Regions from separate parts of the Mus musculus genome. Here all the other regions are linked to region 2. The links are chromatin loops, found by intact Hi-C in ENCODE. Cell type or tissue: left cerebral cortex. All regions are shown on one strand. Links, peaks and the distances in the headings refer to the core of each region. The heading gives the core; the rest is flanking DNA.

The links. Peaks named below come from ENCODE experiments on the same cell type or tissue, not always from the same donor. Only the 100,000 strongest peaks of a DNase experiment are listed, where the experiment ranks them.
Region 1: a loop joins it to region 2, with 2.5 times the contacts of the local background. A loop is called at or near these places in 6 of 42 quality-filtered maps.
Region 3: it touches region 2 in a loop (2.8-fold over the local background); 8 of 42 quality-filtered maps call a loop at or near these places.
Region 4: a loop joins it to region 2, with 4 times the contacts of the local background. A loop is called at or near these places in 6 of 42 quality-filtered maps.
Region 5: it touches region 2 in a loop (8-fold over the local background); 31 of 42 quality-filtered maps call a loop at or near these places.
Region 6: it touches region 2 in a loop (3-fold over the local background); 29 of 42 quality-filtered maps call a loop at or near these places.
Region 7: a loop joins it to region 2, with 4 times the contacts of the local background. A loop is called at or near these places in 6 of 42 quality-filtered maps.

Annotation. Positions count from the first base shown.
Region 1 is chr15:83,962,067-83,966,397 of GRCm38, reverse strand. All of the region lies in intron 10 of Efcab6 (EF-hand calcium binding domain 6), which reads left to right. Among named protein-coding and RNA genes, the nearest start is that of Efcab6, 100 kb to the left of the region's middle. In left cerebral cortex, for the core only: no CTCF peak of the experiment used is centred there; a DNase peak (open chromatin) is centred at 1,894.
Region 2 is chr15:84,052,236-84,056,566 of GRCm38, reverse strand. Efcab6 (EF-hand calcium binding domain 6) reads left to right here. Exons shown (of 32, transcript NM_029946.4): 2 at 2,018-2,124. The coding sequence starts at 2,054. Among named protein-coding and RNA genes, the nearest start is that of Efcab6, 11 kb to the left of the region's middle. In left cerebral cortex, for the core only: CTCF peaks have their summits at 311 and 2,397 (motif pointing right); DNase peaks (open chromatin) are centred at 1,343, 2,450 and 4,007; H3K27ac peaks cover 411 bases.
Region 3 is chr15:83,632,478-83,636,808 of GRCm38, reverse strand. Scube1 (signal peptide, CUB domain, EGF-like 1) reads left to right here. Exons shown (of 22, transcript NM_022723.3): 8 at 2,016-2,138. Among named protein-coding and RNA genes, the nearest start is that of Ttll12, 39 kb to the right of the region's middle. In left cerebral cortex, for the core only: a CTCF peak has its summit at 2,550 (motif pointing left); DNase peaks (open chromatin) are centred at 1,450, 2,152 and 2,531.
Region 4 is chr15:83,954,703-83,959,033 of GRCm38, reverse strand. It overlaps Efcab6 (EF-hand calcium binding domain 6), which reads left to right. Exons shown (of 32, transcript NM_029946.4): 11 at 3,981-4,091. Among named protein-coding and RNA genes, the nearest start is that of Gm41372, 98 kb to the right of the region's middle. In left cerebral cortex, for the core only: no CTCF peak of the experiment used is centred there; DNase peaks (open chromatin) are centred at 1,055, 1,499, 1,801 and 2,493; H3K27ac peaks cover 268 bases.
Region 5 is chr15:83,759,133-83,763,463 of GRCm38, reverse strand. No RefSeq gene overlaps it. Among named protein-coding and RNA genes, the nearest start is that of Gm33324, 4.3 kb to the right of the region's middle. In left cerebral cortex, for the core only: a CTCF peak has its summit at 2,618 (motif pointing left); a DNase peak (open chromatin) is centred at 2,602.
Region 6 is chr15:83,774,442-83,778,772 of GRCm38, reverse strand. No RefSeq gene overlaps it. Among named protein-coding and RNA genes, the nearest start is that of Mpped1, 3.4 kb to the left of the region's middle. In left cerebral cortex, for the core only: no CTCF peak of the experiment used is centred there; a DNase peak (open chromatin) is centred at 1,992.
Region 7 is chr15:83,662,532-83,666,862 of GRCm38, reverse strand. The region is part of intron 4 of Scube1 (signal peptide, CUB domain, EGF-like 1); the gene reads left to right. Among named protein-coding and RNA genes, the nearest start is that of Gm52183, 30 kb to the left of the region's middle. In left cerebral cortex, for the core only: a CTCF peak has its summit at 1,997 (motif pointing left); DNase peaks (open chromatin) are centred at 689 and 1,976.

The DNA.
Region 1 (4,331 bases), core at 197-4,196, 90 kb after region 2:
TTCTGTGATGAGAATGTGCCCTCTCCACAGTTAGATCAGAGAGTTGGGGACTGGGGAGACAGCTCAGTGGGAAGGCCCTTGCCATGTGAGCATGAGGACATGAATCCAGATCCCTAGGACCCTGTAAAGCTGGACTCAGTAACCTGTATCTGTAACCCAGCACTACCACGGTGAGATGGGAGCTCACCGGAGAGCCCTGGGACAAGCTCAGGCCTGATGCAGCCACAAACGGGGGTGGGGGGGGTCTGTCTACAAGAAGGTGGAATGCAGGAATTGTCACTGAAGTTCCGCAGATGTGCGTTGGCCTGCTCCTGCCTCAGACAAATCAAAACAGCAGCAAGGGAGCCAGGGTACAAACTGCAAAGAAAAGGCTATTGGTTTGGTCCTTCTTCTACATTTTCTCAAAATAAGGGGTTGGTTCTTTCTCTAGCCTCTTTGGCAGAGAGCAGTGGGAATCTTTTCCTAATGACCCCTTCTTTATTATGAACCCTCAAATCTAAATGTATCTCATATGTTCGGATTCATTACAGTTACTTTCTCTTCCTGCCTTCCTCCTTCTCTCTCCTCCTTCCTTAATATTTTCAGATGGGTGTCACTTTATAGCCTAGGGTGGCCTTGAACTTGAATCCTATCTGCCTCAGCCTCCTGAGTGCTGGGGTCACTGGATGTATTATGTCCAGATGTCACAGTCACCTGGGGTTCCTGTTTTCCTCTGGGGAAAAGGCATTACAGATGCTCGTATTAATCCCCCTTTCCAAGGCTCCTGCACCACCACCCCGTGATAATTGTTCCCCTGGTTTATCTCTCCGAACCTGAAGAACTTACCTTGCAGATGGGAGGAAGCTGAAAAAAGGGAGAGATCTGTATCCCTCAGCTCATCGGACTGGGTCTCGCTGTCTCTCTGGGTGCGGCAGGAACAGCTGGAGCAGCCCTTGTCCAAACACAACATCTGGCCAATGACTTCCAAGACAAGCGTGGCCAGGCAAGGGCCTCCACTACAGACAGCCTTAGTCTTTTCAACGCCAGATAACCTCCTTAGCAGCAGTTGCTCTCCTAAACCGGAGAGCCCTGGACTTACTGACTGCTGAACAGGGAGGCACTTGTGTTCGCTTTAGGAGGTGTGGCCTTTCCTCGCCAGCTGGTGACTGTGTCCTGTTGCTGGGCCCCTTGTGGTCTTTGGAAAACCTTTTGCTTTCTGATATGATAAAATGCCCCAGTGTCCTCTACCTCTTGGCTGACAACCAGGATTGCTGATCTCTGGAAGGAACCTCTGTGCCCCCCACATGAGAATGTGACAAAACACTGGTCACATTGTCTTGTTTTCTTGTCCAAGTCCCCCCAAAGAGCCTCCTCTCATGGGAACGAGATGGAAGCAAATGGAGTGTCCTGTGGAACTCTCGGTGACAAGGGCTGCTTTGAGGTCCTCTTGAGAAGATCGCTGAGAGTCACAGAAGAGCAGCGCCACACTGCAGAGGTTCACTCTGGGGCGTGTTCATGGCACCATGCATGGTGGAGAACGACCAGACCCAAGATTTCCAAAGCAAGAAGTAAATTAGGCCCAGTCCGCATCCAGTCTGTGCTCCTGGTTCAAAAAAACAGCTTGGTTGCTGACTGACCTCAGGACTTATTTCTTGGATAGCTAGCAGCCATATAGAACCCTCGTTGGTCTCAAAATCATAACTGTCATGTAATAGAGATCACAGAAACAAGTGGAAGATGCCCCTCCCCCTTGCCCAACGCTCTTCATCTCTCCACACCCTCGGCAATGCACATAAGACTTTTTCACGTGTTGCTAGGCACGCGTATGGTGTTGCTTTGACTTTAAAAATAGAAAGAGCTGTCTTAGACACCTTTGCTTCATATTCTTGGAAGTTATTGCGTCATGACGAACACATGGGATATCACTCAGCTAACATTTTCCGAGCACCTTCCTCTGCCAGGCATTGTGCTAGGTGCTGAACATGCCAAAGTAGAGGGTGAAGATTCCAGCCAGGGAGGCATGCCGAGTGAGGAGTGCCCCAGGCTCACGGGATGAACACACTGGGGATGCGGGTAGCCACAGTGTTCTCCTGGTGGAGCCTCTTCTTCAGGGACCCAGAGTTTCTGAGCATCCCCCCTCCACTGTTTTTTGGTCCCCACTCAGAATCCCCTGGAGAGCAACATATTGAAATACTGTAGTACATTTCTAACTAGTTTTTGCCAGGTGTCTTCTACTGGCCAGCTTTTTAAGAAGGTGTTTTTTAAAGACAGGTTTTCACAGAGCTTCCCAGGCTGGCCTCAAACTCAGAATCCTCCTGCCTCAGCTTCCTGAGTCCTGAGATTGTAACGATGCACCACTGTGCCTAGCTTTTGCCATCCTTTTATGTTTTCTGTCTTTGTGTAACTTAGCCATGGTAGGGTTGCATGTGTCTGGGAAGACCCTGGTTTTTAGGGCACCCCTCTTTGGGGCATAATAATCTAGGGATCTATTGAGCTTTTGTGACAGCCATCGAGTGTGCAGCTTCCTTCTTCCAAGAAAGACTGTGTGTGTGTGTGTGTGTGTGTGTGTGTGTGTGTGTGTGTGTGTGCGTGTTCTCTTTTCCTTATTCTAGCTAACCATGAGTGTGTTTAACTTTTCAAAAGCTTGCCTCTTAGCTTCATGATCTTCTATCATTTTCTAGACTCTGATGTCTTTCTCCTCTGATCTTTGCCACTGATACTGTGTTTGCTGTTCTTCTTTAGTAGTTTTTGTGTTTGGGTTGGTGTAAGATTGTTGATGTTGGAGATGGGAGATATTCTCTTCTCCTTCCCCACCCCCTCTCTGTGTTCATGTTGCTTACATTCCTGCTGTCTCTCCCCTTCTCCTAAGGCCCCAAGGACAGAGGCACGATACTGATACCGCCAGAGTTCACTCTGCAAAACGAATGAGTTTGCTGGGTTTCCTAGAGTGTAGGTGTGAGGGGTTGCATGATGTAGGTGCGTGGGTGTGCCTACCCCAACAGGCAACTCTACCCAGAAGGAATGAGGACATCCCCTTACCAACATAGATGGAAACCACACCCCCCCCCACCACCCCAGTCTCTCCAGACTTATACACTCTAGCTTTTCCCATGGCCAAGTGCAGCTAAGGCAGAGTTGCAAACAATAGGTGATGGAGGGGGGGGGGGGATGCACAGGTGAGGGTCTCACAAACTCCCACCCTTTCCAGAGAGGCTGTAAACAGTCAGTAAGCCCAGCTGAGAGGATCTTTTGCAAGAAAGCACAGCTGAACTCCTCAAGATGGTAGTGTGTGGCCCAGAGGACGATCTCACACAACAGCCCCCATGTCAGGGCACACATGTGTCTGCCACGGCAGCGCATATTGCACACTGGCTGACCTTTCCTGCAGGCTAGGGAAGCCACTGGCCTTGCGCTCTGCTGCGCTGAAGTGAGGCTTCTGCAGGACTGCACAGCTGTCCTCGCAGAACAACACCCTAGCAGTGTGAGTTGCCATCACTCACTGTGAGTGATCCAGTTTCACTTTCCCTCCCCGCATTGCACATTAACATTTTAAATATTGATCGTGTAAGAGGCATGAAGTGGTGCCCCGTAATTGTCTTAATTTGTCTTTGCGGGGCTGACACTGAGGTTGGCTGCCTCCAGGTACCAGCCTGCTGTGACTCTGCCTCCCTGGGAGGGGATCTTCCTCACATCCTAATAAGCTGTCAGCTCAAACAGAAGGGGTTAAAGTGAACCTTATCACCTCCAGGTTTAGTTCTTTATAACCACGTGTGCATCCGAAGAGAACACGATCCTCGTCAGAGCTCTCTCTCTCTCTCTGCTTGCTTCTTCCTTTCCATTAATGTGCTACTCAGTCTTTTCAAGTTTGTGTTTTAGTATAATCAAACTCGTCCATCTTCTCTTCCTTCCTTGTCTTCTGTCATTTAAATTTGTCACTCGTCGTTCCTGCCCAGCTTGGGCTGAAAGCTCTGCTCTAGCTGATGTCTCGTTCTTAAAAGTTAAACACTTCAATCCATTGTAATATAAATTGGATGTTCAAATTAATTTTTTTCCAAATGGATGATTTATTTTTCAGTTGCTGTTTATTAAGCTACCATTTCTCTCCCCAATGTTATAAAAATAGCTTATCCATAGTTTTTTTTTACATTTGTGTGTGTGCATGCGTGTGTGTGCATGCATATGTGTGTGCATGTGTGTGTGTGCATGTGTATGTGCATGTGTGTGTGCATGTGTGTGCACATGTGTGTGCATGCATGTGTGCATGCATGTGTGTGCACATGTGTGTGCATGCATGTGTGTGTGCGTGCATGTGTGTGTGTGTGTGTGCGCACGCGTGCCTCACACCTACCTTT
Region 2 (4,331 bases), core at 108-4,107:
AGGAGTGTCTTTCTTTTTCGCCCGTTGTGGGGGTCTCTGAGGTGACCTCGGTCCACAGAGTGATGGTTTACAAGAAGCAAGAAGCCCAGAAGTTCTGTTCAACACAACTCAGTAGCAGGTGCTGGTTTAACCTAAACATCAAGAGTCTGACCCTGAGTTGTTTCTTTTTGGCGAATTTAAGTACAGCACAATTTGGTGAATTTTTTTCTAGTGATAACAACCCCTCAACCATCTACATGGTCCATGGCTTACAACGGTCCTCAACTTCAATTCCATGGGGTCTAGCACCTCCAACAGGCCTCCGTGGGAACTGCAGTACGTGGAGGCTTAATGAAGCCAAAGGCTTGACTGTATTGGAACTTTGTAAAATATACCTCACATCTTCCATAAAGCTAGGTTTTATAGATTGACTGAGAAAAAACAAGCTCGTGAGAAGGGTCTGGAGAGGTCTTGACTCCTAAGGAAGTATGAAGGTCACCAGGTCATTAACCATATTCGCTCCCAGTCTTTTGGACAGAAAACAGGTTATACATCTCTCCCCTTGAAGAGACAACTGTGTGTGCTCAGCACTCATGAGTCTACTAGTGCTTATCTGTGAGCTAAGAGCCCCCATGCCTCCCATATCTCAGGACAGTTTTTATTGAAGCTTAACAGTATAATTTGGCAGCATTTGTTAGAACATTAATAGGCTGTAGTAATTTGAGGTGTGTGTGAATGGGGGGCGGGGTGAGGGTCTTCTGTGTCGTCCAGACTGGCCATAATCCTCCCTCTGGTAGGATGATTAGTGTCCACCACCCATTCCTCTGCTGGCAATCTACTTTTTAAGAATGGAATAATATAATTTTGTATTTTTTTGTCTTATTTTTGTGTGAGATGCATGTGAGTGTGGAAGCAGGAGGTCAATCTTCTGTGTCATCCTTAGGATGCTGTCTTCTGCCTTTTACAAATCAATTTCATAGGAATGCCCCCGGTACTCTCCTGCCTCATATCTCCCCAGCACCGGGATTTTGTGTGTACCTCCATTTCGGATTTTATTTTATTTTATTTTTTAGTGTAGGCTCTGGGCATAGAACTCAAGTCCTCTGTAGGAGCAGGAAGTGCTCTTAGTCACCGAGCCATCTCTCCAGCTCCATGGTTTCAGTTTTCAAAGTCTCACACCAATAGACACATCATCACAAAGTGGGTGAAGGATGGCCGAGGTCCCTGTCACGGCGTAAGGGAGGCTGGTCTGCGCAGAGGTTTCCACAAGGGCTTCTCAGGAAAGTGACATTAGTTTTGAGATCCAGGGCGGCAGTTTCCAGAGTGATGCCTGGGGCCTGTGGAGGCAGCGGCAGCCAGCCCTCAGGAACTTGGACAGTCATGCATTCTGAGTTCCCGCCCACTCTTCATGGCGATCGGAATCTAGAACTGAGACCTAGATTCCAGAATCTAGAACCTGTTTCTAAGAAAGATTCCAGGTGACTCTGAGGGACATTGAGGCTCGAGAACCAGTGATCTCCAGGACGAGGAGAGTTCAGGAGGCAGAGAGGGAGAAGTGTGGGTGGGTAAGGCAGAGGCGATCCCATGTGAGGACAAAGGTGTCTGCGTGGAAGAGACCTCGTATGTCTCAGGGACCACCTGAGGCCAGCGTGGTGGAGGTGTGGGAGCAGGAGTGGGAGGCAGCTGCTGGAAGACACAGGTTGATGCATTGTCTTTGTGGGTATCAAAGCCCAGGGCCTGAAGGACAGTGACAATGATAGGAAGAAACAGGACACCACAGGGCTTTCAAGTTATTGTTCTGGCTGTTGTATGGAAGTGTGTGTGTGTGCAAGTTGTGTGTGTATGGATGTGTGCATGTGCGCGTGCATGTATATGTGTATGTGTGTGCACGTGTGTGTGTGTGTGTGTGTTGGGCGGGAACCTGGGAGGAGGAGAATGTGCCTACAGTGCTCACAGACTAGCTTCACGTATGGCTCAGAGAACCAAGGAAACTGTTGAGCTCTCGGGTGCTAACTGGGTGCTAACTCTTCTTTCTCAGAATTCACAAATTTGCAAGTATTTGATCTAGAAGGAAATGAAGCGCAACGGCACCAGGCTAAACTTTGCTAAAGCCAACAGCACCAAGTCGGGTAGCACAAGAGCAAGGTGAGTCGCTGCCATGCCCAGCTCCATGCTGCCTGCTGCAAGACCTGCTGGGAGGGTGCCTGCGAAGCTGGGGAGGCTTTTGCTGCCAACCCCCACTAGTGTGTGTCAGCCGCTCATCTGGCATGTAACAGGAGTGCCCAGGCTGGTGCATTCTGACATGTAGTGGCCTGAAGCTGATTATCAACGGGGCAGCCACTATTTGTTACTCACAGTGACTTTCGAGCGCACTATGCAAACAGTTGGACCGCTCAGGATTCCTGCAGCACTTCCCTCTTCCTGTAGGTGGCAGCAGCAGCAAATTTTTGGTTGCTCTGCCTGAAGCAGAGAAACCCTGGAAACTTTGCCTGCTACATCTGAGGACTTGGGGACATGCCTGGACTATAAATAGTATATGCCAAACACACTGTGTCTGCTGGTTGGACAGGGAGAGAGTTGTCTCCAGTTCTTAGGCTTCTGAAGTGCTGAGAACAGGACAGCTCTGCAGCAGCCGACCGTGGTCCTGCCTCTTTCCTTTGTCTGTGTCTGTCAGCGTGGTGGGGGTGGGCGCTGAGAAATCCACCGGGTAGATCATTATGTCCATGACAGAGAAAGCAGAACACAGACAGCCTGAGACACACAGAGATGCTCCGATGTCCTGAGATTAAAGGTGTGTGCCGCCACGCCTGCCTCATTTACCACTCTTTGGAGGACCGATGTGCTAGGTGTATAGTCATGGTCTCCTGGGGAAAGACACATGGAAATTCATGAGACTTGTGGTCCTGTGGGAACTTTACTAATGCTTCCTATTTCCCAGTAGCGCGGAGGAGTGAGGAGTCATGGATGGTGTGGAAATGGGAGGGGGGTGATCTTTAGGCATGGAAGGAAGGAATGTGAGTGTGTGGGTCTTATATGCGTGTGGTGTGTATGTTTTAGGGAGTTGAGCAGATGTCTGTAGTGTGTATGTACCTGCGTGGTATGTATATAGTAGAAGTATGTGTTATGGTGTGAGGGGTGGGTGTAGCATGTGGTGTGTACATGTGCTTCAAGTGTATGTGATGCGCGTCAGGAGTGTGTATGCTGAGCATGTGGTAAGTGTGTGTGGTGACTGTATGGTAAGTATGTGTAGTAAGTATGTATGATTACTATGTTTTTTGTGTGTCATGTGTGTGGTGAGAGTGTATGGTGTGTGTAGTATATGTGTACTGTAGTATGTGGTATGTGTGAGGAGTGCCTGTATGGTGAGGTTGTGGCATGTGTTTGTGTGTGTGTGTGCGGTGAATGTGTGTATGGTATATGTGGGGTGTGTATGTGTATAGTAAGTGTGAATGTATATATTGTAGGTGGGGTTTGTGTGTGTGTATGTGTATATGTGTGTGTGTGGTGTGTGTATGTATGTGTGTGGTGTGTGTATGTGTGTGTGGTGAGTGTGAATGTGTGTGTTGTATGTGGGGTTTGTGTGTGTGTGTGTGTATGGCGAGTGCCTGTGTGGTGTATGTGGTGTGTGTCTATATGATGTGTGGTGCATGTCTATATGATATGTGGTGCATGTGTGTGTGTTGAGTGCCTGTGTGGTGTATGTGGTGTGTGTCTATATGATGTGTGGTGTATGTGGTGTGTGGTGTGTGTCTATATGATGTGTGGTACATGTCTATATGATGTGTGGTGCATGTGTGTGTGTTGAGTGCCTGTGTGGCGTATGTGGGGTGAAAGAGAGAAGCAGCTTGGTTTTGTGAAGCTTGTTAGTCTAACTTACAATTTCCCACATAAAAGTAGAGTTTCAAATCACGGTGGGTGCAGTGCAGAGTCGGTCCTGGTGTCCAAGGGACGTTGAATGGCAGGGAAGCTTCTGCTAGGAGTGGAAGGTGCAGCTGGTGGTGGGAGGCACAGGGTGGGCAGGAGCCAGTGCGTGTGACCCACTTCTAAGAGAGCATCAGAAACAGAAGGACCCAGGCTCCACCTTCCCAGCATAGCTATTTTTGTTGCCTCTTTTCCGTGCCGTCCATGAGGAAGCAGGTATTTATATCAGGGCGTTTGGACTACGTGCTCAACTGGGCCCTCCTCTTTACATTGTTCTAAGTGCATTATGTTACTATATATTCCTATAGTCACCATTTCCAGGTCATTAACACACATTATCTTTAGGAGCTGTGCTTGTCTGAATGTTGGGTTGATGGGGTTTGTCTTGTGCTGTGAGGAGGTGGGGGAGACTTGAAACCCCAACAGCATTT
Region 3 (4,331 bases), core at 252-4,251, 420 kb after region 2:
GAGAATCTTGCTAACTGACCCTTCCCCAAAGAGGACGCTCTTGACAAAGAGCGTCCTCTTGACTGGAGCCTAGAGTGCTTCTGATATGGCAGCCCCTCCTCCCACCATCTCCCAGAACAGCCTGGGAGAGCCCCCACCCACCAGCCTCCTTCTCCACCCTCAGTTCCCTCTCCCCCTCCCCCATGCCCTGGGCCAAACAGGCCACCTGCCAGGACTTTCATCAAAGTGGGAAGACTATATCCTCACCTGTCTTGCAAGCCAGCCCAACGTAGCCCTTGGCACAGAAGGGAAGAGGAGGTTGTGACCTGTGTGTTCTTGTGGCTCCCCCCAATCAGAGTACCCTATATACACACACCTGGGCCCAAGGCCTCTGTGCCCACTACTGTCTGGGATCCTTGCCTTGGTATTGACATCTTCTTTCAACTCTTCACTTGAGGAACATTCTTAGGAAGTCCCAGGGCCCTGAAAGCCTACCTCAGGGTCTCTGTGTCCCTGAGAACAGAGTCCATGACAACTGAGTGGCCTCTCTAGGACTGGGTGGGCAGAGTCATGAAGGTCAGCAGGGAGAAGTAGACAGTTGCAGAGGGAAGAGCTTGGGGAATCCCCGCCCCTCCCTGGGGGGGGGGGGGGCAGGAATGGTGGTTCTTATTCTGGGAAACCAAAGGCCTCAGCACACTTGGCAGATACACTGTAGAAGGTGGTACAGGTTGCCTGTGTGGGAGAGAGGGCGCAGGGTAAAGGGAAGAGATGAGAGAAACAGAAATGAAGGCTGAGGGGCTGGAGAGATGGATCAGCGGTTAGGAGAGCTGACTGCTCTTCTGAAGGTCCTGAGTTCTATTCCCAGCAACCACATGGTGGCTCACAACCATCTGTAATGGGATCTGATGCCCTCTTCTGGTGTGTGTCTGAAGATAGCTATGGTGTACTTGTATAAATAATAAATAGATAATATTTTTAAAAAAAGAAAAAGAAATGAAGGCTGAGGTCCATGTGAGACCAACAACAACAACAACACCCCACCCCCACTAGATTCTGTGCTAGAGAGAAAAGCAGCTTTCTCTCAACCGATGTAAGCCAGCTTCGAGCTTTGCTGACAGGCTCAGGAACAGACGGGATGTTAGTGAGGCTCCTAGGTCTGGAGGGTGAGGGATGGGGGCAGGGGGGAGCGTGACAAGAGTCCAACCATAGGCAGCATCCGGGCTCAAGTGATCAGGACATGAACAGAGAGGTTCACAGAGGTGGAGTGTTAGCTAGAAGCCCAACTCTCTGAAGGAGAAGGCTCCCTGTCAGTGGGAAACTGTAAACTGAGGCCACCTGACAGGCTTGCTCCTGAGGGCCACAGCAGGAGGGGCATCAAAATGGGTGTGGTCAGTGATCTGTGGAGTACAGACGCTACTCACTGCCTGCTGAAAGAAGAACTCAGGCAAAGAGGGGGTGTGGGGTGGGCCCAGCCCTCACTCACTCACTCACTGGGAAGGCTCACCCCCTCACTTCCTCCTGCACACAGCCTCTCCTCAGCAGGCAGCCAGCAGTGACACCTGCTTCTCCATGGCACTGATATTCCCAGCCCCAGCACTTTGGAGATGTGACTTCCTATCATCCTCATGGCATCTGTCTTGTGTTATAGGGACCCTTTCTATCCTCATCCGGGAGAGGAGGGGGAAAGCACAGTTTGCCCATGTCACCTGTGGCAGCCCCACTCGTTCCAGAACTCCTCCCTAGGTGTTTGGGTAAAGGGTCATGTCGGAATTGGGGGGGGGGACATCACTGTCCCTGTTGATTCCCCTAAAACAAGATACAGGCTTACCAATCACAGGGGAAGTCTGAGACCTTGGAGAGCCAGGATTTAGCTATTCACTCAGATTCTTCCTATCTGTGCTCAACTGGGGAGCTGAGGCTAGCCTAGGCAGTGATCAGCAGGTGGATCAAGGTCAATAAGGCAGGGTGGCACCCCCATTTCCCCAGGCCATCCCCTCCATGGTACCTGAGCCTATTCCCCTCTCCAACCTCTTCAGACATCAACGAGTGCTTGATGAATAACGGAGGCTGCGACCACTTCTGCCGAAACACCGTGGGCAGCTTTGAATGCGGCTGCCAAAAGGGCCACAAGCTACTGACGGACGAGCGGACATGCCAAGGTAAGCGCCCACCAGACCCCAGGAACCACTCACAGTCACTGGCCATGGTCAATGACCCTTTCTTCCAGATTCTTACAGACTCCTGGAGAGCAAAGCGCTCAAAGTGGGTAGCTCAAGATGCAGAATTCTCTAGAACTTGGTGCCTGTGCTTGTTGACCTGTCTTTCATGACTTATAGCCACACAATCCAACCCCTGCCTCCTGTCCCCTTTATGGATAAGAAAAGATCTGGAAATGAATGGTGGTGCTTGCCCCAATTCCAGCTGGAACATAATTGTAAGATTGAGTCTACACAATGAGACATTATCTAAAATGCATATTTATGGGAAACTAAGGCCCACTGGCCCTCCCTTCCTATTTACACCTTCCCTGTGCCGGCTCTGAAGGCACAATACTGCCTTCTGGTGGAAGACATGGCACATCACAGACACTTTCCAACAGTGGTTTGGATAACTCAAACCTAGTGGCCCCTAGGATGCAGGGATCCCAGGAGGAGGGTGATCAGGGAGATTCCTGGGAAAGCCACTGGTGACATGCTGGACAAATCATTTCCCAAGAGAAGCAGGAAGTTGCACCCTTAGGAGTGGGAGTTTGGGGTACACGAGACCTCAGTGGGGCTGAACAGGGCCATTGGGGAGGAACCAGGTTCCCTGGAGGACTAACCTCAGGAGAAAACATGAAACACATCAGGGCCTCAGTTCTAACTCTGACTCTCCTATCAGGGTCTGGCTGTTTTGTTCCCAGGAGGCCCCAGTAGTTTCAGAGTAGGCAACCCTTAAGTTATTAGACTGGCAGCCTCTGCGTTTGAACAGCGAGGCCCTCAAGTCCCAGGTCCTGGTAAGAGGAGGTCAGTTACCAAGGTCAATGTGACCTCCGACTCACTGGGGCAGGGCTCCAACCACAGCCTCCCCTCATCCAAGCCTCGTTCCCCTGGAAAGCATCCTGGCCCCTCTCCTCTGGATGCAGGCTGGTCAGGCTCCCGGCAGCTGGCCAGCCCTGAGAGCTCCTCCACACTCTGGTTTTGTCTCCCTGTTAGTTTACCGAGCTCTGCAAAGGGCCAAGAGCATCAATTCTCAACCTGTGAGCCACAAGCCCTTTGAGAGTCAAAGGACCCTTCCACAGGGATTGTATGTATCTCAGATATCCTGCATATCAGATGTTGTACATTATAGCTTATAACATAGCAAAATTATAGTTATGAAGTAGCAATGAAATAATTTTATGATTGGGGGTCACACAAAATGAGGGACTATATTAAGAAATAACAGCATCAGGAAGGTTGAGGGCTGCTGGCCAAAGATCCTTTGACTTTGAATCCTCAACTGCCCCTGAGGGAGCAGGCAAGGTAGTAGGCGCACTGAGGCTCTGTATCACAGCCTTGCTAGCATCCTCCCTACCCAGCCCCATTTGTGTCTCCACCTTTTTCCAACTCATCTATCTGAAGACTCCTCAGGTCCAAGCTCCTTAGGGACCCTCGTACTATCCCAGTGCCCTTTGACCTTCATACAGCCTCCTGGCCTCCCTGCCTTTGCCTGGGGCATCCTCCTCCATTCCAAGCAGGACCTATCCGTGACCCAGGAGGTCCTCCCAGACCCCAGGGAGACCTCACACCCTCACTTGAGCACCCATGGCACAGCATCTTCCTTGCATTAGTGTCTTATGAGCACATACATAGAGGTATGACACCACTAGAGCTAGAGCCAATGTGTTCAAAGAACAAACTCTTAACTGCTGTGCCTGTGGAGGGTCAGGTCAGTGTCTATTTCACAAGCTTCTCAGGAGAAATGGATCCAATGCTTATAGGAAACAAGTCTATCCTAGGCACAAACTCTAAGAGAAATAACTATTATACATGAGTCACTGTCCTGTTACAATGAAGAGACGCCATGACCAAGACAACTCTTATAAGAGAAATCATTTAACTGGGGGCTGGCTCATAGTTGCAGAGGGTCAGTCAGCCCATTATCATCGAGGAGAGGAGCATGGTGGCAGAGGAGTAGCTGAGACCCACCTCCTGATCTGTAGACAGTTAGACTGGCCCTGATGTAGGTTTTTGAAACCTCAAAGCTCATCCACAGAGACACACTTCCTCCACCAAGGCCACACCTCCTATTCCTTATAATCTTTTCTAACAGTTCTGTTCCCTAGTGACTAAGTATTCAAGTATCTGAGCCTGGGGGGGGGGGCACTCTTA
Region 4 (4,331 bases), core at 135-4,134, 98 kb after region 2:
CTCTCTGTGAGTATCCAGGGCTGTCCTTGATCCAGGAGCTCTGGAATGACTGCTAGGCTGTGTCTGTGTCCTAGGCAAAGGCCATGAATTTCCACATAAAAGGCTCAACTCTGGCATCTATTCACTATACTGGGGCTTTTAATATGGATCTCCAGAACCGGTTGTACCTGGTTGCACTTTGGTTCTACCCAAGCACCCCATGGATACTTTCGTTAGGGCTGCAAATCCTCACATGCACGAAGCATTCTGATCATTCTGTGGTGTATGCTGACTCCTTTAGCCCACAAGTACAGGAGTGCTCCAGAAGGAGCTTGGACCTTGGCAGAGAACCATGGTCTCTGTCCTGACAGTGAAGCCAAGCAATACATGCTGTCCTGCTCGGGCCTCTCATCCCATGCTCAGCTATCAGAAAACGTGACAGGAGCCAGAGGACTACCCACTGATGGGCCACTTGGCAGTCAGCCTGAGAGAGAGCACAGAGCTGGGAAGCCAGTGGGGCAGGCAGAAGGCCCTGTGTACCCTTAGGGCATCAGTTAGGCTGGGCCCACTGTAGAGGGAAGAGCCTGCCATGTATAGGAGGGAGCTCAGTGGAGTTCAAGCAAGGCAATAGAGGGAATGGGTCAGACTAAGAGTTTTACTTCTCACGCACCAAGTTCTGGATGCTCATTAGAACGAAACCACAGTATTGCCATTGCAGCTGGGAAAAGCAGGCGTCAAGGCCAGCAGTGCAGGGGTAGACCCCCCAACACCCAGACTGTATGATGGCTCAGCAGGCAGGAGGCACAGGTAAGCCTGCCCAGGGGTGACAGTGGCTGGAGAGGGGAATCAGGACAAAGTTGAAGCTTTAGGCACTGAGGAGGGGGCGGTGTGAGCCATGGCAGTTCTGTCCTCACCTCTGAGTCTTCCTCCTGCCCTCCTCACCGCTGCAGCATGCACCACACTCTGTAGGGAATTCCTGCTGTGTCCTTCTAGCAAAGCTCTTGGGATCCTGGACCCACCATGACTGAGCTCTGTTCTTGCCACCCTGTGTCGCCTCCTTTGACAGCAGCCACCGTCATGCCATATACAATATGATTCATCTGGCGTTTCTTCTGCTGCAAGTCTCCACCCTGGTTCTTAGGGTGGGGAAGACACAGGGAGCAGGCAGGATGTTGACTCAGGGATGCAGAGTAGGGGTCATCTGGGATAGTAAAGGGTCCCCGAGTGCTGGAGAGAGGACAAGAGACAGGTAGATGGCCCACAAGACCCAGGGTTTGATTCCAGTCCCATGTGGAGGGCACTCTTTCATTATGACTTAAGTTACTAGTGCTGTTTATGGAAATTCTAGGGAAAGAATTTTTAAAAAGCCGTGCTGTTTTTAAAAGCCGTGCTTAGTCATGTTACTTATAGAGTCACGTGTGTCCCAAACGGGAAAAAGAAGGAAACGATAAAGGAGAAAGTGGATTACCTATTCGCATAAGAGTTAGCGACAGCCACTACAAATATAGCCAGAAACAGTGCTACTAATATAGGCAGAGGTAGCCACTGCTGATGTAGCCAGGGATAGCTGCTGTTAGTACGTTTTCTATTTCTTGTAGGATCTGTGAATATACACACTCGCATATACAAGCTCACAGAGACTCATAGCTGGAAATGTCTGAGATATAATTATGGTCTGTTTTCTCACAGAAGATTGCATCAGAGACATTTTAATTCTATTTTAAAAACCTGAAATGCATCTTGCCATCTCCACAAGTCAAAGGGCTTGAACCATTTTAAGGTTTATATTACATATTGCTAAAATGCACCGCAGAAAGGTGCTAATTTATTCTTACAAGGGAGGCTCACAAGAGCGTTTTGGCAGGCACTTAACACGGATGCTTTGAGTCCTTGCTAATTTGATAGTCAGCAGTATAGTTTCTTGTTTTGATTTGCCTGTTCTTGATCACAACTGATGTTTTCATTTCTCATTACAGTGTGGGTGCATGCTTGTGTGTGTGCACGCGCATGCATGTGTACACATGTACGTGTGTGCATGGGTAGGTCACAGGGCAACTCGTAGGCATGTGTTCCTTCCTTATTTGCTTTCCATTTACCATGTGTGTTGAGCTTTGTCATGTTCAGTTCTGTATGGCGTGAGGCTGACCTATAGCCTTCCTGCATCAGCCTATTAGAGAAAACACAAACCGAAGTGAACATGGGCACTGTTGATACATTCATAGGATTCTCTAAGGGAACTAAACCATAGAACGAGAGGAGTATCTGTTAAAATGGGTTCTTACACCTTATGATCTGGATAGTCCAGCAATGCTGTCTAACAGAGGGGCCTGGAACTTGTTAGCTGCTCAGTTTACTAGGATGGGTGTCTCCATCGTCCCCAGTGGGCCTGGACCATTTCTGGAAGAGCCGTGGTCCAGCATAGAGCTTTTGATGGCTGACACCGTCATGGCTGGAACAGAGCCTCCTGGGAGCCAGATCTGATGTCAATTCCCATGTTCTTCACAGCTGGATTGAAGTGTCCCTTGGAGTGACAGTGGAATGTGAACAGCTAGCTCTCCTGGAGGCAGTCCAGCTGTTTTCCAAAGGACTGCTTGGCTAGAGCTCCCCTTTGCAGCTGTGAGGCATGGGGCGAGATTCAAGTGACTGGGTGGCTTGTCCCCCGAAGTTCAAATTGTTCAAAGAGGAAAAGCACAAAACAAGACATACTAAGATTTGTGTGTGTGTGTGTGTAAATCATAGGTTCAACATGCAATTAGCATTATCAGAAATAATTAACCCTGAATGGGGGCTCTGAGGGCTGGCTCTCCCTGTCTCAAGCCAACCCGTAACCCTCCCCTGACACCTCAATCCTCTATGGCCAGCAAGCCCCACTCTCACTTGGAGGATTTCTGTGGAGACAGGCACCAGTCATCCAATGTCTGATGGCCTTTCTGCAGTGGACTGTTGTCTGCACACAGGCTCAGCCTGCTGCCACATGGCACAAGTGGAAGGAAGGCAGAGCTGGCAGAAGACAGATCTGCAGACAGCACCATAGCTGATGGGACAATGCCGCAGGCATTTTTTTGTCCTAAAGAAGCATCCTTTCGGATTTAGCTGTAGTCCATGCAGGGGATGGTGACCACAGACTGAGGGATACCTCATCACAAGTGGAGGTTTGGGGCCAAGCCGAGAGATGCACATGATCTTGACCTGCTAGCGTCAGATGTTTCTCTGGTCTGCAAATCTCAGGGACAAAGACAGTCACTCCGCAGGTTGTTCTTGTCACACTGTGTGGGGGCCGACAGTCCTCAAGGCATTTCTGAAGACAGTAATGAAAGAAAACACCCAGAGGCGAGTGATAATGTGCCCCCCCCACACACACTTTGCCTGCCTGCCCATGGCTTTCTCCACTTATAAGGGTTCATGTGCCAGGTTGGGCCACCCGTATGACCAAGGGTACCCGTCCATCTCAAGGCCCACCCTCATTGTTATTGTTACTGTTGTTTATTTTGTAGGGCTAGGGATTAAATCCAGGGCCTTGCGATGCTAATTCAATACCCTTCCACTGAGGGATACCCCAGCCTACAAGCTCTGCCCTAAATCACTGTACGGTCCCCTCTGCTATGTTCAGTGAACAGCCACAGGCCTCCAAGTTGAGGTCACCAGTACTTTTAAGAGCCACTATTCCTGCCAACCGAGGTAATTGAGTTCGTCAAGTAATGAGTTTGAAAAGACTATTTCATGGACATCAGAATTTTAACCAAATTCCTTTGTGTCGTCATTCAGAATTCGCCACCACTGACAGAACATGGTGACACAGGGTGGTACAATCCCGATTTTCTCCTCGCTTTTAAGGAATCACTCTTTGATGCTATTTTGCAAAATGACTTTGTTTGCCTTAGATTTGAAACTTCATAAGAATTCATAGCTACTGGTTTTGACTCCATATTAAGTATCTAATCCATATGGTATTACAGGGAGGGGGACCCTGTTTTTAATATTGTTGTCTTCATTTCATGCAGATTTGGACTTAAAACCAGCACGAAAATCAACTGGAAGCAGTTTCTTACAGCAATTTATGAGCGGCAGAAGTTGGAAGTCAGTAAGACACTTCCCCTGAAAAAAAGAAGCAGGTACCTTTAAACCCCAGTTTACAAGCCACAGTATGTATTAGGTTATTTTTTCACACGGTATGTATTAGATTATATATTTTCATTTATTCAACGGCCAACTGTCTTCACTGACTGTCAACGTCTTCCTGGCACTTTACAGTTTGATTTTGCATTCATTTTTCTTGCTTAAAGTTTCCCTAAGCGGTAGAGATGGCATTCCTAGTCATTTCTACAGAGAAAAACAAACAAACAAACACCTGC
Region 5 (4,331 bases), core at 188-4,187, 290 kb after region 2:
GAGTCTTTGATACCGTCTTGCTGGCCTCAGCAAAGATCCATACACAGAGGCCACAGCTAAATGGAGCCCAGACTTCTAAATGAGAAACCATGTCAGAATAAACGAGGCTTGTGGGTCTTAGAGACAATCTACAGGAACACAGATTAAAAACAATACCAAGAGGAAGGTGGAGAGATGGTTTAGCAGTTAACAGCTAGTTGTTCTTCCATAGGACTCACTTCAATTCCTGGCATGCTCATGATGGCTCATGGTCTCCTTGAGTACCAAGCATGCACACGCTATACATACATGCATACATACATACATACATACATACATGTAGGAAAAACACCCATACACATGACATGACCAAAATAAATAGATAACAATAACAAAGCCACGGAGATAGTTCAATCAGTAGACCGTGACCTAAATTCCATCTATATAGGCACCGAGAAACGCCGCCGTATGCTCACAACCCCAGTCAATGCTGGGGATGCAGAGACAGGCAGATCTCTGAGTCCTGGGAGCCAGCCAGCCTAGCTTTATGAGAAAGTTCCAGACTGGTGAGAGACCCCGCCTCAAGAAAAATGGCACCCGAGGACCAACACCCACAGTTGCCCTCTGTCCTCAAGTATGTATGGAAACACATCTTCGAACACGCGTGTACAAATATGTTACAATGATGAGTTGCTCAACAAAAATGTGTCCAAGTCTGCTAGTGCCTACTATGTGCCAGGCTTTCCATGGATTGGCCTAACCATTCCTCATATGTGAACCACAGCCACATGATAGGTGCTGTTCACCTATGGAGAAACTGAAGCCCAAGTATTAAAACCACTGGGATACCCCAGAGCCTGGCTCTGAACTCAAAACTTCAAGAAATAATGAGAGAGGTGGCCCAGCCATACCCATCTCCGCTTCCTTGTTCTGCCCTGGTCCTTCCCTTGCCAAAACTGCTTTCCTTTTTGGGGCACACACACCCTCTATCCCGGCACCAGAGTGATCACTCGGGCACTAATGCACACCCCCGTCTCTTTCTGCAGGGTTCTCTCCTGCAAACACAGCGTCAACTTCCCCTGCGTATTTATGAGCACTGAACGCCAACAGTTGTCTGATAGTCCATTTGCTAGGGAGAGTGAAATACCTGGTGGTTCCTCACTTCACCTGCCCTACAGGAAACAGATTCAATTAGAAAAATCTATTGCTAATTTGAAAGCTCTGATTCTATAATTTCCTACAGGGAAGACATGTAAATTGCGCGTTATTTAACACCCTTTCACGGCAGGTGAATTCCACGGGGGGCAATTATAACCCTCTCTCCACTCTTCTTATACGCTCCTGACAAGGCAGAGGGGGGGGGGGAGGAGGGAGAGGAAGGAGGGAGATGGAAGAGGAAAGGGGACTATTGCAAAGCTGGTCTCCAGGAAACTGTCAGAACCTGGAATCAGAGGAACCTAGGCAGAGCCAGTTGATTGGCATCCGGATCCCACCCGGTGTCCAAACAGACACACAGGCCTGAACCCCAAGCCATCTGGCCCTTCTCCAGCTGTCCAGAGCATCACCACAATGTGGGGAGTGGAGCAGGACACCCCAAGCTGCACTGCAACCCTCTACCACCTTCCAGGTGGCACACAGCTGTTCTCATCTGGCTCTGGTCCTGTTCTGGGGAGACATCAGCCTCCCTTGCTCTACCTGGGCTGCATGGCGACCAAGCCCCAACTGAACGTCAATTTCAAAGGGCAGCTGAAACGGCAGAGCACAGTTTAGAACCAGCATGGGCACCCATCCAAGCCCCAAAGGAGGCTTTTCTCTAGAAGGACCAGGACCTTTCTGGATTAGGGGAAATTTTTAGGTGACTATTTTCTCTCACACAGAGTAATGAATGGCTCTTGGTACACACACACACACGCACACGCACGCACACGTGCGCGCGCGCACATACACGGCACTAAGACTATTGGTTCGTCTGGGGTGGGGAGCCACATAGAGCTTTCATATTCTGTTCTCTGCCGTTGTATGGCTTGCTTCCTGGGCTCCCCATTTGCCTGCCTGCCTGTCTTCTTTCCTCCCAGATCTTAGGTATTCATGATTTTAAACATGTATTCTTCTGCTGCTTTGTGTGTGGATATGCATGTGTGCATGTCTGTGCATGGACAGGTTGGGTGTGTGCATGTGGCACCCAGGGGACAATCTCCAGTGTTGTCCACCTTGCTATTTTGAGGTAGATCCTTCTCTGGGACCTGGAGCTTGCTAGTTATGTTAGAATAGCTGGCCAGTGAGCCCTGGAGACCTCCCTGTCTCTGCCTCCCTAGCGTGGGATGTTAAGTGTGTACCATCACAGATGGTGAGCACTTAACTGACTCCACCCTGTCCCTGCTCCTTATGTGTCCATTTTAAACAAATGAAGTGTTTCTCAGGCTCCTCCTCTTTCTTCAGATCCCTTCCATCTGGCCCCTGCACCCCTGCCTTGTCAACCCCAGGCTCTCCCTTGAGTGCTCATCGCCCCACCTGGAGCTGCCCACAGATGATCCCTGACGGGGAAAGCTAAGAGCAGACACCTACCCTAGAAAGCCTGCCTTGGAATGGGACGCCCCTGACATTCATATCGGCTGAGTGTGGGAACTGACGCCACCTGCTGGCACAGGTGAGAATTGCGTGCTGGTGCCTTCTCGCCAGGTCCCTACCCCTGGGCTTATATCCTGAGCCCCTTCAGGTGATACAGCGCCATCCTCCCAATGAGCGTCTCCCAGCAGCTGCTTAGGGTGTTTTTTAAAACGTGATATTTTCACAGGTTCTGAGTATTTCTACTTTATGGTTCCTTTACTCCCCGCAGTGGGAGGGGAGGGACCTGCCTGCTCTGTGCTAGGTAGCAATCAGGGGTGCAGAGGCCAGCCAGCCATTCTGAGGAATGGATTCAGCAAGTCCTTACACAAGACAACATTTAATTACGATGTAGCCATGCTTAATGAGGAGCGGGTAACGCTGTTTGACATTCCATCTGCTCTACAAGTAGACTTGATTGCTACTACCACACAGCATATAAGGTGTGTGGGCTCAAATAAGGACTCGACTACCAAACCCCATGAGTCTAGGAGGACTCACTTACTACCAGGGTATAGCAACCCCCTACCACCGCTGCCTCAGGGAGGGGGAAAAAGTGAGTTTAACAAGACCCCAGGGAACAACTTTTTTCGGTTTCAGCCAGTCATAACTAGTGCCAGGATTGGACCAAGCTCCCTCCCAGAGATGCACTAGGGGACAGTGAAGAGAACATTGGGTCTCCAAATACTTTCCCCCAGGACCACATTCCTCATCTCTCTCCTTATCCCTTTCTGACAAGCAAACCCAGAGACTTCATGAGGAAGGAGCCCTATCGTGAAAGCATGACACTCCGGGGACACCTAGGAATAATCACCTCCTCCCTGCCTCAGTTTCCCCTCCTGCAGAGGTCACCCTGGAGAGTGGAAAGGCTTATCTGAAGTATCATTTAACCCTTCCCGGCCACCTCCTTCCACCAGAGTGGAGACACAGAGACCCCAGTGCATGCCCTCAATGGTCTGCATCCCTGATTCCTACCTAGCACAGAGCAGGGGGCAGGGTTCTTAGCTCATCCCCAATTCTTTGTCACAAAAAGGTGTCAAGGACGGTGTCGGGACCAGAGTGCAGCAGAGGGTAGAGCACCTAGGACATTGTTAGCACCCAGTCATCTCCAATGGAAGCCATGGGGCAGGATGGCTTGGGCCAGATTCCCGGTATAGGGTGAGGCCAGGACACACTAACACTATCACACCTTGATGGTCACAGCACTACTATGCTTACTATGTGCCAGGCTTCCCATGGATTGGCCTAATCATTTCTCATATGTGAACCACAGCCACATGATATGTGCTGTTCACCTATGGGGAAACTGAGGCCCAAGTGTTAAAACCACTGGGACATCCCAGAGCCTGGCTCTGAATTCACAACTTCAAAAAATAATGAGAGAGGTGGCCTAGCCACACCCATCTCTGCTTCCTTGTTCTGCCCTGGTCCTACCCTTGCCAAAACTGCTGAAATCTATTCCCTGAAATCTATTCCCTCACACACACACACACACACACACACACACACACACACACACACAACTGCTTTTGACTGGAGAAACTGAGGCTCAGGGAAGAAATGACACTCTCAGTGTCATATATCACTGGGGCATTGTGCGAGTCTCCACACAAGGTCAGTTTGGCTCATCAGAACAGTCCAGCCTGGCCTGCTAAACAATTTATTGCTTTTTTAAAAAACAAAAACAGAAACAAAACAAAAAAACTTAGCCAGCACTTCCTCAGTGTGGCCATAGGGGGGCAGTAGCA
Region 6 (4,331 bases), core at 150-4,149, 280 kb after region 2:
TGAAGGTTATGGCCAGGCCTTGCTATGACCAAGCTTGTGCTTTGAGAGAACTCATTCCAGCATCCCAGACAGGGAGTAGGTCTGGTTAGGAAGAGGCTAAGGAGGAGAAACTGATGGTGCAGAGCTCTCTCCCAGTGGGACCCCATAACTCACCCTGTAGACCCTTCCCTCCTAAGACTACAACACCACTTTGTGCTTCAGAGAACATCCCTGCCTACCTGAGAGACAAGGCTGCAGCTCAGGACATCAGCAGGCTCTCCCTGCTGCCTGCCAAGAACAATGGCACAGCTGGGCATGGCCTTTAGGGGACAAGAGCAGAGACAGAAGACATTCTTGTGACTGTTGTCCCCCCAAAGGCTGGATTTCTCCCAGAGCTCAGTTCCCAGAATACCATCTCTTACTGTGCATCTATTGAGCACCCACTGTATGCCTGGCACTCAGCCTGTTTGGAACCAAGTGTGAGCTTGCCACCAAGAACCCGTCATCACCTGCATCACCTCAGACCCAGGCACTCAGCTTGAACACACCCTGCCTTAGGTAACCTCCACTCCTCTCCTGGTCCAGGCTGAACCAGGAGAGGAGTCCTGGTCAGGCCCTAGGATCGGATGCTGTATCAACAGGGTCTACTAATTATTAGTGAATGGCTCTAAATGATGCAGGGATGAGGATCATGGAGTGGGCAGGACAGACTCGCTCCTAAGTGAGCAGCCCATCTGGGCAGACAGCAGCAGACATTCTGCGTAATAGAAAACTAACACTTGTTAGTCTTGTTCATGGAGAGTGATAAGAAACAGCACCGGATCCCCACTGCTGAACCAGCCAGGGAGGTTCCTTCTGAAGGGAATCATTTTCTAGGTGCCTACTGTGTGCTGGAGACCCAAGGAGAGGAAAGAAAACGAAGGTAGACTCCACCCCACTCAGTAACCTCCTGTCTCTTTCTGCTAGCCTCAGTCTGTCTAGATCCTGATGCTGTGACACAGGCCTCATCTGAGACGTCCATGCTCAGAGGCCAAGAATGAAAGGGCACTCATAGCCATGGAGTCCTGACCCTCCCCCTCCCTGTGCCTAGTTCACTGTGCCGTGACCACTCCCCAACTCCTGAAATAAGCCTTGGACTCAGAACTTTGATCTCTCTGTCAGTGCAGTTGATCGACGGACTCTACCTCGATGACAGTGCACTTGGCAGGCAGTTGTCACCTAACCCTGTCACAGTTGCTGCACCATAAGCTTTAGGTACCAAGTATGGGGATCTAAATTCTAACCTCGGATTTTTGCTAACTTGTCTGGGACCTTGGGTATTCTGCTGTTTCTCTAAATCTCCATGTTCTCATCTTGAGGAGGAAGGGCTATGGCAGAGAACTGGACAAAGTAGGGGAAAGACCCTGGGGGCTCCCTGTAGTCATCTTTAGGTAGAATTTCATGGTGAGCCAGCTAGACGTCTCAGCTGGGAACAGTGTTTGCTGCTAAGCCCAAGGACCCGCGTGGTGGGCAGAAGGAGAGAACTGATCCCCACAAGTCATCTCTGACTTCCACATATGCACTGTGGTGCACACACGTACTAGACAGATAGATTAGATAGGTAATAGATAGATGATAGAAAGACTAGATAGATTAGATAGGTAATAGATAGATGATAGAAAGACTAGATAGATGATAGACAGCCAGACATAGGATTGCATCAGGCCACAGGAGTCCCCTCAATACCATAGTACTAACCTCATGTGACCCATGTAAAGCTAGGTGAGAAGTAGCTGGGTATTTCTGGACCGGGAGGCCACCCCTGTCATCTACAGAAACTAAGAGGTCACATCCAATGGCTCACAAGGAGACAGGTCCTGGCAACTGATGCCCTTGGAGTCCACACTTGCAAGTCACTGATGGATGGCTTTGAATGTTGGTACTTCTGTCCTCAGGCCCTCCATGATGTCTGAGTCCTCCGTGGCTGTTAAGGAACTTTCCCAGCTGCCTTGTAGACAGCTTATTTTTGCAACAGTCTGGCATGGATCCCAGCAAGAGACAGCCTCTCCACAAAGGGGAGGAAGCCTCAGTTGATGGACTAAAAAACACTGGGGGGGGGTGTGCCCCAAAGGTTTCAAAACCTGTCCAGCTAATAGAGAGTCAAGTTGTGAGGACAGCCTTCACGGTACAGTCCTGTTCCACCGTCTCACAGTCCTGTTCCACCGTCTCACAGCCCTGTTCCACTGTCTCACGGTCCTGTTCCACCATCCCTTTTATTCTATTCTGATGATAGGCAACTCCTTCCTGTTCTTTGTAAGCCCCCAACCTTCCCAGTCAAGTTCTTTGGGTCTCAGCTGAGCTGTCCAGGGTCCTGGCTAAGCCCAGCCCTGCCCCAAAGACTTCTCTTGGTCTCTCTTCTACACACACAGACACACACACACACACACACACACACACACACACACACACACACACACACACACACCTGCCTCCTTGAAACCAGAAGCTGTGAGGCTGGGCCAACCCCTACAACACTTCGACTCTCAGGCTTCGGTAGCCATTTCTGAAAAATGAGAGCAACCCAGAGCAGGCCAGAACTCATGACCAACCGTAATCACAACCTCAGGGCCTGGCAAAGACACAGAACTGGAGGAAAAGGGGCACTACACTGCCCCCGAACAAGGAGCCCTGGATAGTGTGGCGCTCTGAAGCTAAGTGGCTGCTACTCCCTGTTGACCAGTGAGGGACACTGGCTGGGGAACACAATAAGGGCAAAGAAGAGGTTTCAGAGTGCCTGGGGTTGTAGGCCGAGAGAGAGACAGAGAGAGAGAGGGAGAGAGAGAGGGAGAGAGAGACAGAGAGAGAGACAGAGAGAGCCAGCCTGAGAGGTGCAGTAGAGTGATTCTGGGTTCTGGGTGGGGTAGCTCTTGAGTCAGTCTTTCCAGAGAAAAAGCACAAGGGGTCTAGTGATCCCAGGGCTGCTCTGGGAAAGACTGTGAGTACCTGCAGGCTCCAAAAGTAGAACAAAATGTCCCCAGTCACACATGGCTGCTGTGCCTCGTGTGACCCCACTGACTCTGGAGAAAGTGATTTTTTCCTTCTTTCTAGAGGAAGATGCTTAACCAAGGGGAGGAGCTTGTGGCAGGCTGTGCACTCCACAGTGCCCCAGCTCTGGTTACTCTTGTGCTCCACTCCAGGGTGAGCCAATGGGGCAGTCAAGAGGATCAAAGGAGGACACATGGGTCAAGTGGCCACTGCTGAGGTGCTCAGTGTTAGACATCTTTGTCTTTGCTGGGAGGCCCCTTCTGGTCATCCCTTGGCTGCTGCTCACCTGGCCACCTGTTTATTATTCATTAGTGAGGGTATACACACTCACACACACACATGCGCACACATACACGTGCACACGCATGCATGCGCGCATGCACACACACTGAGGATTCAGTATCCTCCATCATCTTCAAAACTAAACCCTATATTAAGGGTAGATGATATAGGCCACAAACCCTCTTGAGTCTCTGGGAAACTGCATCCACCCTTTCTGAGCCTCTGAGACTTGAGTGGGATTGAGAGCCAAGAGGGCAGCTGGGCTGGCCTGGCATCCAACACTGACAGTCACCAGGAATACCCTGGAGCCAGTCCCTGCACTGCACAGTGCTGTCCCACCCTCTCCTGCCAGAAGTCCCTTCTACCACCATTCTGGGGGAGGCAATAGAACCAGCCGGGGACAACCCTGCCTGAGGTGTCAGACAGGCTCAAGCCTGCCTCTGGGTCCTGGGCCAGGCACTCTCGTGTTGTCTCACCTGTAATAAGATGCCTGTCTCATAGTCTGTGCCAAGTGTGCCAGGCACGGATTCGGAACTGCCTCAGGCTCTCCCCCCACCCCCAAGCACCACAGGGAGGGCCCCAGGAGAGCCAGCAGGATCTGCCTAGCCCTCCCTGTCCCAGCAGCTCTGTGCTAGTCCCTATCAGACCCCTGACTCCATTCCCTCCACCCAGAAGGTACTCAGTGAGCTTAAAACTCCCCAAGGAGGGGGCCCCAGTAAGCACCCTACTTCCAGAGGTGTCCGAAATGTGAAATGGGGTCTAATAGACAGCCATTGATCCATAATGAGAGAGGTAAAAAGAACTTATTCAGGGAGGGTCAGCAAAGCTAGGAGGACACAGGAGAGGCCAGAGAAGTCCAGCTGAGCCACAACAAATGGAGACCTGTGCCTCTGCTCTCCTGCAAGACACACCTGCTGTGGACTCCATTCCTGGTGCCCAAAGCCCCTCCAGGGCTGAAATGCTGTTCTGGGATCTTCCTGAGTTTGTTTGCTCCCGGACTCCTTCAGCCACCCTACAGCTACCCCTCACTAACTTGGCCACACGTC
Region 7 (4,331 bases), core at 168-4,167, 390 kb after region 2:
GACCCCACTGTAACTCCTGCGGGGCCAGGGTCATCCCCCGCTCTGTTTCAAGGCCTTCTATCACTGGCTATGGGAGCTGGGACAGGCCACGTAGCGTTGCCTTGAACATTCTCATCTGCTACAGACCAGGTGGGTGGGAGGACGGACATCCCTGCCACTTAGCGTGGAGATTTATGGTGCTACTGGAAGAGGCCTGGCCTGGTCCTGTGCGGTCTGGAATGGCCCTCAAGGCGGAGACAATAAATCCATCCCATTATTTTTTATGAGCCTCCCACCCCATAAACAACTCCTTTGGCTGGTAAGCCAGCTTCACGTACTTCTCCTGGTCTGGCCTCAAGCTGGCGCCAAGGGCACCACAGGGCTGACTTCTCAACACCGGCAGGGGACCTTTCCGAAAGGCTGTAGGCCCTTGGGGGTCCTTAGGAACAGATGGTGGAGGATGGAAGGTGAGCCACAGTTCAGAGGATACCAAAACAAGAGACAGACCACCTGGCCTTGGCTCTCTTCTCATCAATAAGTCCTTGAGCCTTAGTTTCTTGCTGAGAAAGCGAAGCAAGGGACAGAATTGTGAGAATGAGGTTGTGTGCACAGGTTGTGTCCCTCGGGAATGCCCATCCATGAGCTCCACTGCACTGTGTCGCCAGCATCATATACAGCCATGAGCATCACCACTGAGCATGACTGGGCCTGGCATCGTGCCTGGATTTTGGTGGCTCCTGAGTATAATCTGACTGTTAGATACTATTATTCCACTGGTGCTATGCAGAGAGTTCTGGCCATAGAAAACTAGCAGAGGCTGGTTCTACAACCCGGGTCTGACAGCTTGACCGTATATATGCCTGAACAAACAGGTGGGCAGAAGGGTATGCAGCCTAGGCCCCCTGAGACACATAGAAACCCCGGTATTGCCATGTGTGCTCCCCTCTACCTGGGTCAGGGCTGCCAGCTCTCCCTGAGCCTTCATGCACCCAATCTGTCTCCCTTGACCCTCTCTCAGCCCCCTACAGGGTCCTAACTCGGACCTCCTCAACCTGTCCTTGTCACAGACCAGCCCCCGCACTCTCCATGTCCCTGTCTCCTCACACTGCTCCCTCTGTCTGGAGCTCCCTGTCTGGCCTGACCATTGCTCCCTTGAGAACCTTTTCAGATGTCTGGGCTGTGTGTGGCTTTGATTTATAAAGTGCTTTCCTGTTCCTTGTGCTGAACAGAGCACAGCCTGGAGAGGCCACTCAGGGACACCTAGCATTAACTTCCCATGGATCTCTGGTTCAGTTCAGCCAGGACTTACACCTATGCTATGGCCATCAGATCAGCTCATCTCCCCCAGCCCCCCCCCCCCTTCAGATCCCTCCAGCAAGGCCTTCCCTGCTTCATCTGTCAGAAGTACAACAGCCTCGTCTACCTTCATCACGTAAGCTGGCTTCTTCAGGAGATAGCACCGTTCTCCAGCTCAGGCCTTGACTCTTAGCCCACCCAGTAACCCTGCCCCATCCCATTCTGCCCAGCCCACTCCACCTCTGCATTTACACCTGTATTTAGTAAGTACCGCCTTTAGATTAGATTAAATGGTAGGAGTAGCCTGTGATCGGAACTTTGGGTACAGAGAGGTTCTCCAGGTGGTTTGAGTGCCTGCTTTTCTCTCAGGGTTTGGTTGACCACAGCTGCCCTGTAAAAAAGGAGATCACAGATAGGGACCTGGGATCCTCCTGCTTCAGGTGTGGGGCCAACTGAGGGGTGACATGGGGCAACCTGCCCATGTGACTTCCTTTAGAGATCCGGTAGGAAGGGATAAGGCCAATGAGCTGCCACGGGAGGCTTGCTATTTTACGTGTAAATATGACCCGTACCACTATCTGAGATCCAGCCTAACTGGGTGTGCCCTGTGGCTGTTTGCTGGAGAGTGTGGCCCACTAGGCTGAAGGCCAGCTCTCTAGGCCAGACCTTCTCCAAAACAGCCTCCTGGTCCTTGGTGAGGCCTCAACTTGGTTGTGGTGACACCTAGTGACCAGCTCGAGAAACTTCAAGAGGTGAGGAGGAAGATGAGGTAGGCCTGCATCTCAGAGGGACTCTCAGGAAAGCTGCTCTTCAAGCTCACTCCTCATGCCCATAATCACTCCTAAGAGGAAAAGGATTTCAAGACTTCCCGGTTCACGGGTAGGAAGCTGAGCAGGTTGTAAGAACACACTGCAGAAGACCTCAGTGAGGGATGGACTCGGACCACCCTCCTCTGCCACAGATCCCCATTGGTAACTGCACATCTGGCCACATGTGTCTGCCAACATCTGTCCTCCCCACTATATATGAAGAGTGCCCTGCTTCCTGGAAGCAGCTTTCTCGGAGTCCCGGTGACCAGACAGGCCAAAGCACATCTGAGGTGCTGAACTGTTCCCCCATCTCACCCAGCATGGCTGGAGCCAACCATCCATAGTCTCAGCAGGCAGTAATCACTGAGGGGGCCAATCAACACCCCCCAAAGGACCCAGGGGCTGTGCTTTTGAGGCTCTGGTGGAGAGGCACTGAGTCCTTTAGGGGGAGCAGAGTACTTCACAGGCAGAAGGGATAATGAGACAGCCTCTGTTCTGTGTGACACACTCAGTCGGGACCCGAGTCCCTGAGAGTCCCTGAGGGAAAATCTCTTCTCCCTGTATGTTCCAGATGAAATAGAGGGGAGAAGATGTGGAAGGCAGCATAGGGTGTCTCTTAAGGGACCATAGATGCTGCCGACTGGGGACCAGAAATGAGAAGTGAGCGAGTGTTAGAGTGGCCACTGGAGACTGCTGGAGCTGTGGTATTTCTAGCACTCAGCCTCCAAGATGTCCAGTTAAGGAGATCAGCAAGAGGAGGTCTGGGTGGGTGAAGCTACAGTCTCTGTTCTACCCAACAGTGACTCCCTGGGCTCATGAGAAGCTGGGGTCTAGGCAACAATTGCCAGAGCCCCTCTAAATCAAGATTTGCCCAAAAGCAGGCTGAAGGGCTACAGGTGAGGACAACTCCCCACCCCACCCCCCGCTCCCCCCCACACACAATTTTTTCTATGAAAGCTTGAGTTGTATGGTCATGTGACAGTAGACTTTTGACCCACACTCCATGGACAGATGCTGTTATACCTGTTAGGGAATGCCCCTGTCTCAGAAGGGCATGTGGTACCCCAGCTTACATCCCCCTAAGGCTGGCCTGGAAGTTGACAAGATGACATATCTGTAGGTTAGCACAAAATATGACCCCCAGGCAGGCACCCCAGGGGTCCTCCTCATCTTCTCTCTTCCCCAGGTCAGTCCTGTGCTCCCGCCATTCACCTAGCCTCTCTGGGGTTCTTTCTGAGACCACAAGCTGGGTTTCCTTTTCCCTGATAGGCTGGGGTAATTCTGGGCTGTGGACGTCCCCTAAGGTCCCAGGCTCTTTCTTGGCACTTTTACTTTCTGTAAAGGGAAAGCAAACCCTTCCTCCCGAATTGGAGCGGGGTGGGGGGTGGGGGTGGGGCAAGGCCATTGTCCTCCTCTGTGTTTGAGGGACAAGAACTGAGATAGTGATATTATTGATGATGTTGCCATAGCAATGACCCTTGGGAGGCAGACATTCCAACTCTAACTGGGACAAAGGTGCCAGACCTGTGTTGGGGGAATGTGACATGCACACTGGTACGGCAGGCAAGGCACACATGGGACCATCTCCTAACCTGACAGCTGCCCTATGGGAGAGTCTCTGGTGGGAAAGCACCATAGGGCCTCTCAAAGGATCCAGGGAAGGCAATGGAAAGAGACACTGGGCCGGATGTGGCCAGACACATCTTCCACCACATCGACCCATATGCACGGGTGGTTTGCAACGTGGGCATGCCCCCTTCTCAGACTTGTAAAGAGCAAATGCAGTGTAGTGGGGGCTTCGGGCCATGCATCTCATCTTCCAGAGAACTCTAGGACAGAGATTCTCAACCGTTCTAATACTCTGACCCTTTAATACAGTTCCTCACGTTGCAGTGACCTCCAATTATAAAATTATTTTTGTTGCTACTTTGTAACTATACTTTCGCTACTGTTATGAATTGTAATGTAAATATCTGATAGGCAGGATATCTGATATACACTCCCCCAACGGGGTCTCAACCCACAAGTTGAGAGAGGCTGGTCTAGGAAGAGACTATAAAAGAGATCCCTAATAAACCTCCACCCTCCCAGCCGCTTCTTAGTCCCACTTAGGGTTCTGTGACAGCTTTCCCCTAGCTCCTGGCTTGAAACCCTGTCTCTCTAAAGCATGCAGAGGTCCTCTTGCACTTCACCCCTCTAGTTACAGCTTCCCATGGCTTCCTCCTGCCTGGGTTGAGGTCCAGGGAC